2 separate regions of the Mus musculus genome follow, and region 1 is linked to region 2. Evidence: chromatin loops called from intact Hi-C (ENCODE). Cell type or tissue: left cerebral cortex. All regions are shown on one strand.

Region 1 (8,000 bases), 340 kb after region 2:
CCTCTGCTCCATCATAGCCATGACCATGTTTTTCCCACAGAAAGTAGTTAGATCACAACAAATGTATCCCAGGTACTTGAAGGCTCAGGCAGAGCCATTCCCTCAAAAAAAAAAAAAAAAAAAAAAGAGCCTTCTATGGCCATGCCAGCCTGGCCAAGGCCTCCTCCAGGCTTCTGCCTGTCCCCTCCCCTACTGTAAATGTGGTCAGTGTACACAGCTGCTTGTCCTCTGACCTGACAGCATTCGAGCCAGAGAGTTCTATATTCTCAGTCCTCACAGTTTGGCCTGGCACCTGTCACCGTGGTCAGTGGCCAGTGTAGGAGAGGAAGCTCAAGCTGACCCTTCTCTTTCTTTGCCTCGTTCCCACCCCCCCACACACCCCACACCTCCACCCCCGAGAAAGAGACACTCACTCAGGCCCTTTGAGTCCTTGATTTCTGTCATAACTGTCAGGATTCCTGCCAGTTCTTGGAGCCATTAATGACTGAGGTTGCTCCCTCAGGGGAGGAGCTGACCAAGGCAAAAGGCATGGATACTGCACCCTGCTACTCAAATATTTGGCAGGACAGCTGCCTGGTGGCTGGGTGAAGCAAAGGAAGATCTATACAGCTAGCCTCAGATCTCTGAGACCAGCACCCATCCTTGCTGAATACATTGTTTCTTTCTTTGTCTTTTTTGTTTTAAATGTTTTGAGTAGGGTCTTATATATCCCAAGTAGATCTCAAACTCACTATGACTCACTATGAATAGAGGATGACTTTACATTTATGAACCTCTTCCTCCACCTCCCAAATGGTGGGGTTAGAGGCATACACCACAATGCCCAGTTTATACTGTGCTGGGGATTAAACCTTGGGTTTGTGCATACCAGGCAAACACTCTACAAAATAAGGTACTACATCTCCAGCCCTAGTCTGTCTCTGTTGATCATTTGACCCTCACAGCCACTGAAGAGAGCACTATTGCCCCCATTTTACAGATATGTAGCCCAGCTTCTGTAGGCTTCGAGATTTACCGGTTATCTCTTGGAGAGACATTATGTCTCTCAGCTTTAGGGATCACAACAGAGTTTCTCAGTGCTTTTGACTTGGAGACTGGCGGAGGCAGGAGTCATGGTCCAGGTGAGCTCTACCTTCACAGTGGGAAGGTCTCAATCAGCAGGATGCATTGGGCAAGCAAACGTATTATCTGCCCATCTCAGTGAGCCTAGAGGAACAGGGCCTAGGGAACAAACATAGGGCTACCAGGGGGAAGCCTTCACACTTGTTCCCAGAGATCCTTGTGGCCTCTGAGCATCCATGGAACCAGCTCAAGGGTTGGGGGGCTGTGCCACCATAGGGCATCAAAGGACCCTGGCTAACCCTAGGGACTAGGGTGGCTCCAAATGCAGCATGTTGACCCAGGAAGCCTGAGTGCTGGTCTTGTTCCATCCAGCAAGAGCAGCTAGCACGGTAGCACTGCCTGTCTGCTTCTCCACCCTTTTCCCTTCCCAAATGGAAACATGTGGTTCTCTGGCCTCATTATTTCCTTCTCCTTCAGCCTGTGGCCCTCTGCCCTGCTCCCAAACCTGGACAGATCAGTAAAACTACCTAGAAATGTGAAACAAGGCTGGGGCTCAACTCGAAGGTTTGGTTTCTGTCCTAGCTAGGGTTACTATTGCTATGATAAAACACCACACCCAAAAGCAATTTAGGGAGGAAAGGGTTTATTTGGCTTACACTTCCACATCACACTGTTCATCACTGGAGGAAGTCAGGACAGGAACTCAAGCAGGACAGGAACCTGGAGGCAGAGGCCAGGGAAGAGAGCTGCTTATCAGCCTGCTATCTTATAGAACCCAGAAGCACCAGCCCAGGGATGGCCCCACACACAGTGGGCTGGTTCTTTCTCATCAATCACTACAGGCTTGCCCACAGCCCAATCTCATGGAGGTGTTTTCTCAGCTGAGGCTCTCTCCTTCTTGATGACTACAGCTTGTGTCAAGTTGACAAAGTTAGCCCAGAACATTGTCCTTCTGTTTGTTCTCAAAACAAGGTCTCATGTAGCCCAGGTTGGCCTTAAACTCAGTATGTAGTCAGGGTGACCTTGAATGTCTGTTCCTCTGGGCTTCACCTCCTAAGGGCTGGATAATAAGCATAAACAAATAAATAAATAAATAAACCCTAGGTTTTGTGGTTGCTGCTGTTTTGTTTGATTTTGAGACAAAGTCTCATTGGCGTTGCAGGCTTGGAGATAGCCTGTAACAGATGCTGAGATGAAGCTGGAATTAGAAAGCCAAATGAGTGCACGCCCTTAGTCCCAGCATTCGGGAGGTGGAGGCCAAAGCAAGCAGCAGAGCTCTGAGTTCAAGACCAGCCTGATCTACAGAGTGAGTTCCAGGACAGCCAGGGCTACACAGAGAAACCCTGTCTTTAAAAAAGAAGGGGGATGGGCTGGTGAGATGGCTCAGTGGGTTAGAGCACCCGACTGCTCTTCCGAAGGTCCAGAGTTCAAATCCCAGCAACCACATGGTGGCTCACAACCATCCGTAACGAGATCTGACTCCCTCTTCTGGTGTGTCTGAAGACAGCTACAATGTACTTACATATAATAAATAAATAAAAAAAAAAAAAAAAAAAAAAAAAAAGAAGGGGGAAGAAAGAGGAGAAAGAAGAAATAGAACTGCTGAGTAGAGACAGTGCTAGTTACTAATTTTTTTTTAAAAAAGCATCCATCTTTTTAATGTAAATATGCATAGGTATTTGTCTTAAGAAGACAGGAGCTGGGCGGTGGTGGCACATGCCTTTAATCTCAGCACTTGGAGGCAGAGACAGGCGGATTTCTGAGTTTGAGGCCAGCCTGGTCTACAGAGTCAGTTCCAGGACATCCAGGGCTACACAGAGAAATCCTGTCTCGAAAAGACAAAAAAAAAAAGAAAGAAAGAAAGAAAGAAAAGAAAAAGAAACAGGAGAATGAAGTTGTCCACAAATGCCCAAAAAGAGAGGAAAAGAGAGGGAGAGGGGAGAGGAGGAAGGAAGGAAGGAAGGAAGGAAGAAGAGAGAGGAGCAGGAAGAAGCAATAGGAAGAAGGAAACGGGAGAGTAAGGTAGGCTGGGAGGTCGCCTGGGAAGCTCCCTCCCTCGGGCTGGGAGGGGCTGGAGGGCAGGTGAGTGGGTGGCATGGCAGCTGGATGCCCCTGCCCCTCCCCTCAGACGCATGCAGCCCCCTCCTGACCTCAGTGCCAGGCTCTGGGTAGAGTCACTGGGCACACCCGTCCTGGTATCCGGCCCTGGGGCTAACCCAGCTCCTCCTGCCGATCACACCCTTTCTCGTCTGAGGCTTTAATTCTAAAAATGGAACTTCCAGACATTTTTTTTTTTTGCGGAGCCAAAACTGCCCTGCACAAAGCTCTAGGGCTGCTGCCTTCAGAATGGCAGGGCTGAGGGGAGAGCCGGCCAGTGAGACGGCGGCGCTGAGAGCTGGCGAGAGCTGGGACTCCCACAGGAGGCAGCCTGGCCAGCTCTGCCCCTCACATTCTCCTAGGAATGTCTGTGGGGCTGAGGACTAAGCCCTGTATGGATGAGCCAGCTTCCCCACGGAGTACCTAAGGTTTCCCCAAGTTCTGCAGGCCACCATGTCACTTCCTGCCAATCATGGCTCAGGAGGTCTAGGGTCTTGGTAGCTGTTCTCACATAACGCTAGGCCCATCCTTATTTTATTTTGGTTTTTTTTTTTTCAAGACAAGGTCTCACTATGTAGCCCTGGCTGTCCTGGAACTTACTCTGTAGACCAAACTGGCCATGAACTCACAAACATCAGCCTGCTGGAATTAAAGGGGGTCTTGTCACATGACGAGACCTGAAGAGTTTGGAGGAAACTTTCCAGCTGTGTACCTGAAAACCCTACCAAGCAGTGGCACTTGCATTCCTGGTTTGCCCAGCAGCCCATGTGGGCTGGGGTTCTTTGGCGTCTTTACCTACTCATTCTGCCTGCCCCAAAACTATGGCACTGGGATGGTGTGGTAGTGACGCTGTCACATCTTTCTTAGTGACAGTCACCCATGTGACTCCTTCATGAGTCACCATCCGCCTGTAGTTAGAGACTTGGCCTGCTCCTGCTTTAACACAATTAAAGCATCTCAGACATCTGGTGTTGCCATGCGTGTCAGCCCACGTGTAGTGTCTTAGAGGGCTTCGTTTTTGTTGTTGTTGTTGTTGTTTTTTGTTTTGTGGTGCTAGAGATTGAATCCAGAGCCTCACCCCAGACCCTCTTTGCAGATTAAAGTTGCATTTTTTTTTCTGTGACTATCATGCTGTAAATATCACATGCTCACTGCACATTTATATGTCTGTCTTAGGGTTTTATTGCTGTGAACAGGCACCATGACCATGGCAACTCTTATAAAGGGAAACTTTTTTTTTTTTAAGATTTATTTATTTATTATATGTGTAAGTACACTGTAGCTGTCCTCAGACACACCAGAAGAGGGAGTCAGATCTCATTACAGGTGGTTGTGAGCCACCATGTGGTTGCTGGGATTTGAACTCCGGACCTTCGGAAGAGCAGTCGGGTGCTCTTACCCACTGAGCCATCTCACCAGCCCAAAGGGAAACATTTAATTGGAGCTGGCTTACAGTTCAGAAGTTTAGTCCATTGTCACCTTGGCAGGAAGCATGGTGACAACCAGGCAGACATGGTGCTTGCTGGAAAAGGAACTTTCAATCCGCAGGCAGCAGAAGGAAACTATGTGCCACACTGGGCATAGCTTGAGCATAGGAGATTTCAAAGTCCGCCCTCACAGTGACACACTTCCTCTAAAAAGGCTACACCTCCAAATACTGTCACTCCCTATGGGCCAAGCATTCAAACACTTGAGTCTGTGGGGGCCATTCCTATTCAAACCACCACAATATCTACGTTTAGGTTTGTTTATGAAACATAGGGTCTCATGTAGTCAAGGCTTGGCCTCTACGTCACTATGTAGCCAAGGGTGAACTTGAACTTTTTCTATACTCCATGCCTATTTTATAGGTGGTGTGAAGTAGAACTCAGGGCCTCTTGTGTGCTAGGCAGGCACTAGGAACTGAGCCACACCCTGAGATTACATATCTTTCTTTGGCTTGGTTCTTTTTTTTTTTTTTTTTTTGAGGTGGGGTGAGGTCTTTTTGCTTTTATTTTTGGGTTCATTATGTCTCCCAAGCTCATGATTTTCCTGCCTCTGCCTCTCAAGTACTAGAATTACAAGCGCCACCAAAATGCCTAACGTCAGCCATCTTGTTACTGAGTCCTTTTTACGGACTGAGCATCCGACCTTAGTCAGAACATGTTTTGTGATTATCTCCTGTTGCTTGCATATCTTTCCTCCTATTTTTATGGCAGTAAAGTGCACCCAATGTGAAATTTACCATCTAAACCATTACGAATATTGAGCATCATTCAACACATGAACCGTTTACAGCCACCTCATCATGCATCTCCATGACCCTTCTCACCTTGTAAGGCGGACACTGTGAGGTAAGGATGCAGCTCGGCAAAAGAGCACTTGCCAACACATCCAACATCCTGGCTCCCAGGCCCAGCCCTGAAATAGAAAGTTGGAACTTGACGGTCTTCAGACAAGAGAGGACAAGATGACAGAGGCCATGTCTTGAGATCACAACAGCAGCATCACAGAAGCTCTAAGAGGAAATCGGGGTCCACAGTGTAGAAGAGGGGTCTCCTCTTCTGTCTTTTCTGAGGATGATGGAGTTTTCACAACACAAGCCTACAGCCATGATTCACAGGCAGGAGTCAGGGAAGAGTGGGGTAGGAGGATGTGTGGATGCCAATACCCTTTTGGATATAAATTCATTTCTCCAGATGAGATGCTGGGACCTGGAAGTCTGCTAGCGAGAGACTGGGGATATTTCAGTAGGATTTTTCAGGAGGGTGCAAGTTCATATTTGCAGCAGGGAAAACCTGTATAGCACTGTGCCCTGAACAGGGGCTGGGTTCCGTACTGTGTTCTCATGGAACTCTGGTAAGGGTGTTCTGACTACTCTCAGTATCTCATGTGGACGGGATCATACAGTGTGGTGTGTGTGCTGGTGGGGTTGAATAAAGCCTTGTGCATGCTAGGCAAGTTCCCCACCCCCAGGCTTATCCCCAGCCTATAATTAGCATCTCCGCATGCGGGGCTGTGGATGTGGGGGAAAGAGGGATGGGAGAAAACCTGCGTCCTGCCAGAGTTCCGGGCAGACGCGGAGGACTGCTGCATGCTTTCCACGTGGCCCCGGATGGGTGTCTGGCTGTGTTAAGCCACTGACTCCATCTGAGCAGGTGGTGGACAAGGGGCAGCCCTAGGTACCAGGTTCTCAGCCTTGGGCATCCCACACTGGATACCACGGAAGAGCTGAGGACAGAATGGGGACAGGGTGGCACTGGGCCTCGGGGCCGAAGGGAGGAGAGGTCAGGGGGAGAGGGGGCGCTGGATGGTTCCCATTCGGATGAGAGAGTCCTTGGTCAGGTCAGTGGCTGGAGCACAGGATGGCCTCTGGCAGGAGGTTAGACGCAGCTCATTAGGAGAAAGCCTATTCCATCATTCAAGCACAGCGGGCCTTGATGATCAGAGACAGTCTACAGTTTTAGAGCTTTATTGTAGAAAGGCAGGGAGAAAGAGAGACGGTAGAAAGAGAGATGAGCCATGGCCATGTGGAGAGAGGGGGAGAGAAAGAGAGAAGGAGGGCTAGAGAGTAAGAGAGGTGAGGGCTTAAAGAGAGTGAGGAGGGGCCAAGCAGCCCCTTTTATAGTGGGCTGGGCTATCTTGCTGTTTGTTGCCAGGTAACTGTGGGGAGGAGCATACCTGGCTATAGTCAGGTAGCTGTGGGGGTGGAGTCTAGCCAGAATGACAGAAGCTTGGGACTTTTCGTGACTGAGTCACAGAATTATGGACAGGCACCTGATTCTGGGAACGTGGCTCGCCTTTCCGGTCCCTCGTAGATTTCTCTATTGGGTCACCGGAGCGAGCCCCATTCAACCAAAATAGCCTATTCAACCAAAATAGGCTGCCTATCACAATCCCACATCCACACACTTAAACATTTCTTTCTTCTATGCCTTGGGAAGATCTGAACTCTTCTCTTTGGGTTTGTTGTTTTATAGATTCAAACTACAGCCCCTGACTCCTAGCTAAGTGTTCCACCACCAGGCCTTAGCTACCCTCTGAGGGACAGAGCACTAGACCTCCCTAATCTGAGCTCTAAGGACTATCTAAGTGTATCTTGGTACATAGTCAAATATTGTTTGGAGGGGCTGGAAAGATGGGTCGGAGGTTAAAACAAGCTGTTCTTCCTGAGGTCCTGAGTTCAAATCCCAGCAACCACATGGTGGCTCACAACCATCTGTAATGGGATCTGACGCCCTCTTCTGGTGTGCATTAAGACAGGTTACTCATATACATAAAATACATACATACATAAACAAATAAATAAATTGGAATTTGGGCTATATACCCTCAGTTCAATTCTCAGCACACATATGCGTGAACACACATACATAACGAGGCCAAAACAGTAATTCTGCCTGTTTTTACAACAAGGAAAAAACAAAAACAGCAGCAGCAGCAACAAAAATCAACAGCAAAGCTGAATGCAGGTGGCAGTGCGCCTGTAGTCTTGGCTCTGAGGGAGCAGAGACCGAGGACAAAGAGCTGGAGGCCAGCTTGGGCTACGTGGTAGGAAGTGATCTTTCAGTGCTGAGGACTGAACCCAGGGCCTCTTGCATGCAGGGCAAGGGCTCTTTGCTATTGTTGGCAGTTAGGGGTTGAATCACAGACTGTGTATCCCTCGATCTAGCCTAGGAGCCAATGTGCAGTTCAGGCTAACTTTGCTGCAATCCTCCTGCCTCCCTAATACAGGCACGAGCTAGCCAGCACCTTGACATACTTCAGCTTTAAACCTAACTCAGAGCCGGGCGTGGTGGCACACGCCTTTAATCCCAGCACTTGGGAGGCAGGGGCAGGCAGATTTCTGAATTCGAGGCCTT
Region 2 (8,000 bases):
TCATGCTGGCTATTTCGTATTATATCAGCCCTTGTGGTTTAATTGTTAACCTGACATAACTTGGGAAGAGAGATTTAGTGAGGGATTGTCCATATTGAGATGTGCTGTGGGTATGTTTGTAAGGGGTTGTCTAAATTAACTGATGTGGGAAGACCCAGCCCACTGTGGGCAGCTCCATTCCCTAGACTGGGGTCCAGAACTGTCTATGAGTGGAGAAACCAAAATGAGCAGAGCAAGCAAGCAGGTAATGTGCTGTGCTTATTTCTCTCTGCTTGTCACTGTGGATACAATGTGACTAGCTGTTTGAAGCTCCTGCCTTGATGTCCCCACAATCATGGTCTGTGACCTGGAATTACAAACTGAAATAACCCCCTTTTTTCCTGCAAGTTGCTTCTTCTTTTTTTTTTTATCTCTTTTCTTTTTTTTTAAATTGGATATTTTCTTTATTTACATTTCAAATGTTTTCCCCTTTCCATGTCTCCCCTCCAGAAACCCCCATCTCCTCCTTTCTCCTGCCACTATGAGGGTGCTCCCCCATCCACCCACTCCCATCTTCCTGCCCCAGCATTCCCCTACACTGGGGCATCAAACACCCTCAGGACCAAGGGGCTCTCCTCCCATTGATGCCCCACAAGGCCATTCTCTGCTACATATGGTATAGCTGGGTCCTCAGGTACTACTGTGTCCAATTTTCTGAGGAACCACCAGACTGGTTTCCAGAGTAGTTGTACCACCTTGCAATCCCACCAGCAATGGAGAAGTGTTGCTCTTTCTCCACATCCTCACCAGCATCTGCTGTTACCTGAGTTTTTGATCTTAGCCATTTTGACTGGTGTGAGGTAGAATCTCAGGGTCATTTTGATTTGCATTGCCCTGATGACTAAGGATGTTGAACATTTCTTTAGGTGCTTCTTGGCTATTCAAGTTTACTCAGTTGAGAATTCTCTGTTAGGCTCTGTTCTCCACTTTTTAATAGGGTTATTTGGTTCTCTGGAGTTTAACTTCTTGAGTTCTTTGTATACAATGGATATTAGTCCTCTATTGGATGTAGGATTGGTGAAGATCCTGTTTATGTATCCAGTCTGTTAGTCTATGTCTTTTTATTAGGGAATTGAGTCCACTGATGTTAAGAGATATTATGGAATAGTGATTGTTGCTTCCTGCTATTTTTTATGTTATTTCTATGTTTGTGTGGCTCTCTTCTTTTGGGTTTGTTGAAAGAAGATTACTTTCTTGTTTTTTCTAGGGATTAGTTTCCCTCCTTGTGTTGGCGGTTTCCATCTATTATCCTTTTTTAGGGCTGGATTTATGAAAAGATATTCTGTAAATTTGGTTTTGACATGGACTATCTTGGTTTCTCCATCAACAGTAATTGAGAGTTTTTCTGGGTATAGTAGCCTGGGGTTGCATGCTACGTCCACTCCAGTGAAGTCTCTTAAGGTCTGTATGATATCTGCCCAGGATCTTCTAATTTTCATAGTCTCTGGTGAGAAGTCTGGTGTAATTCTGATAGGTCTGCCTTTATATGTTACTTGACCTTTTTCCTTTACTGCTTTTAATATTCTTTCTTTGTTTTGTGCTTTTGGTGTTTTGACTATTATGTGATGGGAGGAATTTCTTTTCTGGTCCAGTCTATTTGGAGTACTGTAGGTTTCTTGTATGTTCATGGGCATCTCTTTCTTTAGGTTAGGGAAGTTTTCTTTTATAACTTTGTTGAAGATATTTACTGGCCCTTTAAATTGGGAATTTTCACTTTCTTCTATACCTACTATCCTTAGATTTCATCTTCTCACTGTGTCCTAGATTTCCTGAATATTTTGGGCTTTTTGCATTTTGCATTTTCTTTGACTGTTGTGTCAATGTTTTCTATGGTATCTTCTGCACCTGAGATTCTCTCTTCTATCTCTTGTATTCTGTTGGCGATGCTTGCATCTATGACTCCTGATCTCTTTCCTAAGTTCCCTATCTCCAAAGTTGTCTCCCTTCGTTATTTCTTTATTGTTTCTATCTCCATTTTTAGATCCTGGATGGTTTTGTTCAATTCCTTCACCTGTTTGGTTGTGTTTTCCTGTAATTCTTTAAGAGAGTTTTGCGTTTCCTCTTTAAGGGCTTCTACCTGTTTACCTGTGTTCTCCTGTATTTGTTTAAGAGAGTTATTTATGTCCTTCTTAAAGTCCTCTATCCTCATCATGAGATGTGATTTTAAATCAGAGTCTTGCTTTTCTGGTGTGTTGGGGTATCCAGGGCTGGCTGTGGTGGGAGAACTGGGTTCTGATGATGCCAAGTAGCCTTGATTTCTGTTGCTTATCTTCTTGTCCTTGCCTCTTACCATCTGGTTATCTCTGGTGTTAGCTGTTCTTGCTGTCTCTGACTGTGGCTTGTCCCTTCTGCAAGCCTGTATCCTGGTACTCCTGGGAGACCAGTTTTCTCCTGTAGGAATTTGGGTATGGAGAGCAATGGCAGGGTCAGCTCCAGGGTGCAGACAGAAACCAGAAGGATCCTGTCCCTGGCTGTTCTTTGGTTCCTGTGTCCTGATGGCTCTTGGTGGGTCCCTCTTGGGTTAGGAACTTGAGCAGAAGTGGTGGTCTTACTTGTGCTCACAGGCATTTCGATACTCCTGGGAGACCATCTCTCTTCCAGCCATACTTGGGTGTGCAGAGCTGTGGCACAGGGTCAGTTCCAGGTGCAGATGGAAACCCTCAAGTTGCTTTTATCAGTATGTTTATCATAGCAACAGAAATGAACTAGGACACTAAGCGATCAACAATGCCAAACAGAAGGAGCCAGAGCACTGACTTCTATATAAACATGCTTCCAGGACTGGAGAGATGGCCACACAGCTAAGAGCAAAGAATCCAAGTTCAATTCCTAGTACCTACATGACACCTCACAACAGTCTGCAAGCCCATTTCCAGAGATTCAAAGCCCTCTTCTGTCCTTTGGGGGCACCAAACATTCATTAATGCACATATACATATGCATACAAAATACCCATAAAACAAATACACATGAAACAAACAAAAATCCTGCTTCCGTGGGTTGGTGCAGGTCTGCTCCCTGCACTCACAGGATGTCACCGACATCTGATGTCTCAGGTGCTGGCTAAGTGCAGTGCTGGAAGCGATACAGTAGGTGGCAGTGGTGTCCAAATGACCAAGTCGCATGCTAGGGAAGCCTTCCAAGACTTTCTTGAAAGTGGCTCATTGGAGAACACGATTTCAGGGGAGGACACCGGGTAAACGCTGGCAAGCTGCTCCCTCATTGCAGGTCTTCAAGAGCACAGGATAATCTCAGACTCCTCGGGAGCCTTCGAATGTTACCGTGCTCTGAGGTCAACGTGGCATTTTCCAAATAACGAATAGCACACTGAAAGGCAGGCTCTGTCTCCAGCATCTCCCTCCCTGTAGAGTGACTGCCTGGCCTTTGCAGTGAAGCTTCAGATGGGCACAGGTCCTGCCAGGCTTTCGTAAGCCCACTCTGTGGAAAGAGAAAATGCCCAAGGTGTTTGCTGGCAGGACTCTGATGCCTGCCTGTGCTGCCTCTGCTCCTCAAAGGCAGAGAGACATTAGCACAGGAACCAGCAGCTCCATGCCGCCTCTTCCCGCGTGTGCATCCTGCTTTTGCTTGCCCCCGGCTGCTCTCTCATCTCCCCACTGCTCCTGAGAGACCTCTCTCTGCTTCCTGTCCCCCCACTGCTCCTGGGAAACCTCTCTCTGCCCCCCACTCCTCTTTCACATCTTCCGCCTGTGTCCATATTTTCAAAACTCCAGATTCCGGATATTGGGGAAACACAGGGCGTTTGTCTTTCTGACTCTGCTCTTCATTTTTCTTAGCAGGATGATCTCCCAGTTCATCCATTTTTCCTGGAAAAAAAAAAGCAATTTTATTCTTTACAATTAAGGAAACCCCCAGTGAATGTGTACACCTTACCAGTTTATGTGCTGACAGGCACTGCGGTTGATTTACTATCATGGTCACAGAGAATAGTGTCAGAACAAACATTGTATAGGTATCTCTGTAACATGTTAATTTGAAATTCCTTGGGTAAAATGGAATATCAAGAGAGGTTGGTTTTGTTTTTGTTTGTTGGTTTTTTTTTTGTTTTGTTTTTTGGGTTTTTTTTTTTTTGCTTGCTTTTTGAGACAGAGTCTCTCTAGGTAGACCAGGCTGGCCTTGAATGCACAGAGAGCCACCTGCCTTTGCCTCTGAAGCACACGGATTATAAATTGAACTACTGCCGGGCGGTGGTGGCACATGCCCTTAATCCCAGCACTTGGGAAGCAGAGGCAGACAGATTTCTGGGTTCGAGGCCAGCTTGGTCTACAGAGTGAGTTCCAGGACAGCCAATGCTATACAGAGAAACCCTGTCTCAAAAAAAAAACCAAACCAAAACAAAAAAGTGTGAACTACTGTGCCTGGCCTGGAGTCTCACACACACACACATAAAATATAATTTCATTCTCTTTCAAATCTTTGGTCTCTTTTTTCTTTAATTGTTGCTGCAGATATGTCTGTCTGTCTGTGTCTATATGTCTGTCTTTATTCCTAAATGTACAAATACAACTTACTCAGTTACATGTTTTTAGGGCTGACCATGTGGTATTGGATAACCAATTGTGCTCTTCCCTAAACAAGGAAACACAAACAGATGGGCAAACATGGTGGGGGGGGGGAGAAGGGAGGAAGTGCACAAGGCCTCAACTTGGACTACAGCCGGGTGGTGTGGTGACACCCTTAATCCCAGCACTCCGGAGGCAGAGACAGGCAAATCTCTGTGAGTCGGAGGCCAGTCTGATCTACAGAGCAAGTTGCAAGACAGCCAGGGCTAAAACAGATAAACCCTACCTTGACAACAAGAAAACAAAACAAAACAAAAAGTGAAGAAGGAGGAGCAGAAGGAGGAGGAGGAGGAGGATGAGCAGGAGGAGAAGGAGAAGGAGAAGGAGCAGGAGGAGGAGGAGGAGGAGGAGGAGGAGGAGGAGGAGAAGGAGGAGAAGGAGAAGGAGGAGGAAGAGGAGGAAGAGGACAACAGGTAACTAAGGACTGCTGAGATCGGTGTAGTCTTTCCCCAGGGCTGAGCACGCATGGGCCATTTATTTATTGACCACCAGTGCCTCTGTTGACGACCGTCTGCTCATTTCCCACCGACTGCCTGACTTGTTCTCTCTGTGCTGAGGATTTTCTTTGTGGCCGAGATTTGACTGTCAGATGTTCAGCTAGCAAAGCTGTTTTCCCAACCTGTCACCTTGTTCTTGTTTCCTCTGCCACGTGAAGGATGTTAACTTTTATACAGTCCTGATGTTCAGTCCTTGCTTTGATTTCCTGAGACACCGAGTCCCTGTCAGACAATAACACTAACATCCACACTAACATCATTGTTCATTTTAGATCTGCTGATCATACATACATTCCTAAGACTTCATCTATTTCTTTTAGATCCCCCAGATTTTAAATATATACATTTAAAGAATACTCCTTAAAGACCCTGTGAATTTCGCAAGCATGTCTTCGGGCTCTCTTTTCATATCGCCTGGGTCATCTCCTCCTGATGGGTTTAGCTAATGCCTGGTGATCTTGTTTGTATTTTCAAAGAACTAACTCTGTTTACTTGACCCTTTGTTCTTATAGTCTCTCTGTCTCATCAGTCTCTGCCGCCCCCTTTATCTCCCTACCGGTTTGTGGAACAGCTTGCTCATGTTTTTCTAAGCCCTCGAGGTGCATAATTGAGTTTTGATTTATTTTGGACAAGATCTCATGTAGCCCTGTCTGCTTTCAAGCTTACTAAACCTGAGGAGGACCTTGAACCTCCCTGATCCTCCTGCCTCTGCCCCCAAAGCGAGAGCACGGGTGAGCATCACCACCTCCAGTTTATGTGGTGCTGAGGTCAAACAAAGTTTCCTCTTTTCTTTTTCTCTTTGTTTCTTCCTTCCTTCTTTCTTTCTTTTTTCCTTTATTTCTTTTCAAGACAGGGTTTCTTGTGACCCTGGGTGGCCTGGAGCTCGCTCTGTAGAGCAGGCTGGCCTCGAACTCAGAGACCTCGCTCCTGAGTGCTGGGGTCTAAGATGTGCATCACTTGCTGGTCTCTCAGACTCGGGCTTTTCAAGCTAGGCAAGTGCTCTACCAACTGAGTGATGTCCCCAGCCCAGTCCTGGTTTTTGAACTTAAGTGTTCAGACCTCTCTCTGAATTAATCGCCTTTGTTGTATCCCGAAGGCTGGCCTCAGATTTGGGCTCGGCCCGCAGCAGCCTCCTGAGTCCTGAGATTACTGGCATGTGCCTCCAGGCCTGGCTCTCTGCTTTCTGGGAGTGGAGCTGCTCTGAGTCAAGACTTGAGTTTCAGCATCTGAATAAGCAGCCCTGAAGAAACAACGGCTCACACCACACTTGTCCGGGTCTCCATCTCTGTCGGCCTTTGATCCTGACTAACATGTTCCACACTTGTTCACTGGCTATGCATTCTTTTCTGTTTTGTTTTGAGTTCACACCTTATCAGATAGGAGATGTGTCTGGCTGCCTGTAACACAGACCAAACCCAAAAAGCCTTGCAGGGCCATGTCGTAGAAAGTTACTGGCAAGGCAGGGCCTGAGGGAGCATCTGGAAACTTGGGTTTCTGGAGACTTCCACCATTCTCCAACCGACGAAGGCAGCTCACATCTGTGCAGGCTTTAAGCAGGGTGCAGGTGAAGCAGGGCTGCCTGTATGAGTGCTCTACAGAGCTTCCTGGTAGACACCATTCAGCACTGTGGCTGATGGGGCTCTTCTGACAGAACTGGGCAAGGGGCTGGCCTTGGAAGTGTGAGGCTTTAGCATAGTGTGGGCACCTTAGTTTTTAACCAGACCAGTGAGGGGCTGATATGTGGATCTGGCTCCAGATACAACCATCCCTATTCACTGCTAGCTCCGCCTTCTCAAATCCATCTCATGTCCACAGTTGTTTTCATGAGTTTTAAAGAGCACGCACTGGTTATCTTACATCCTGGGCATTTCACACGTGTTAGCAGTGTAAGGTCTCATTTCCTTCTGGCTGGCTGTGATTATACTCTGTGATCTCCTCTTTGATGCAAGAGTGGTCTAGGAACATGCTGTTTGCATTTAACTGGTGAACAGTTGAAAGGGGGAGGCTATGTTTTTATTGTGCATGTGCACAATTTTAATGGACTATGATGAAAGCGTGGTTTCTAAATTCTTCTCATTAAAAACATGTCTCTTTATAACCAGGCACCATCACCTTATGTAAATCTCTCACAAAAAATATTGCAAGCCATGCCGAGCTGGAACTTGTGACCCTCCTGCCCCTGACTGGCAGGTAGCTGGGATCACAGGCCTGGCCTTCTCCTGGCATTTCAAAGGCCTCCTGTGCCCCGTGCATTCCTCAGCAGTACAGGGCTAGGATGTCCAGGATCAGACATTTCCAGATGGAAGATGAGACCCCGTGTCATCATGTGCTCTGTGCCTCCCCAGCTTTCCCTCCCTTTGGCCCAGAGCCCAAACATCCTGTTTGGCTCAGCACGTGGCAAGCAGGGAGTCTCCACACACATTTTCAGAATGCCTTCAGCCTGTCCCACTCATGTCTATTTTCCCCACCTGACCATCAACCTTCCTTCAAAGCCCCCCCCACACCCACTGAATCAGAGAGCAGGTCACGGCTGGGTTGAAAGCTCTTCATGCGCATTCTCGGGGCTGTGCTCCAAGGGTCTTGTCTCTTGGCTGAGCTGTGAGCTTTCCCAAGCTGGAAGGCTCTTGTGATCAGCAGCCTGGTCCTCCATTTTGGGGAAAGCTGGGTTTGTCTTGTTCTTTTCCCTAAACGTATTTGCATTTGCGGTGATTTATTTCTGTACTTGTTAATCACTGTGAACTGCTGTCATTCCAACGCCACAACCCATTTTTTTTTTTTGTACATTAACAGGTGCTTGTCATGTCTGAACATAGCACTTTGACATTTCCATAGCAACCAGCCCCAGGATGCTGTTGCTGGGGTGGCTCTGGGGGTCCAGGTTGTC

Evidence for each region. Peaks named below come from ENCODE experiments on the same cell type or tissue, not always from the same donor. Only the 100,000 strongest peaks of a DNase experiment are listed, where the experiment ranks them.
Region 1: it touches region 2 in a loop (2.6-fold over the local background); 2 of 42 quality-filtered maps call a loop at or near these places.

Annotation. Positions count from the first base shown.
Region 1 is chr12:111,748,746-111,756,745 of GRCm38, reverse strand. It overlaps a transcript of Coa8 not described here. Among named protein-coding and RNA genes, the nearest start is that of Klc1, 6.1 kb to the left of the region's middle. In left cerebral cortex, a CTCF peak has its summit at 4,459 (motif pointing right); DNase peaks (open chromatin) are centred at 4,046, 5,857 and 6,096; H3K27ac peaks cover 1,051 bases.
Region 2 is chr12:112,086,423-112,094,422 of GRCm38, reverse strand. No RefSeq gene overlaps it. Among named protein-coding and RNA genes, the nearest start is that of Aspg, 16 kb to the left of the region's middle. In left cerebral cortex, a CTCF peak has its summit at 3,120 (motif pointing right); a DNase peak (open chromatin) is centred at 3,159.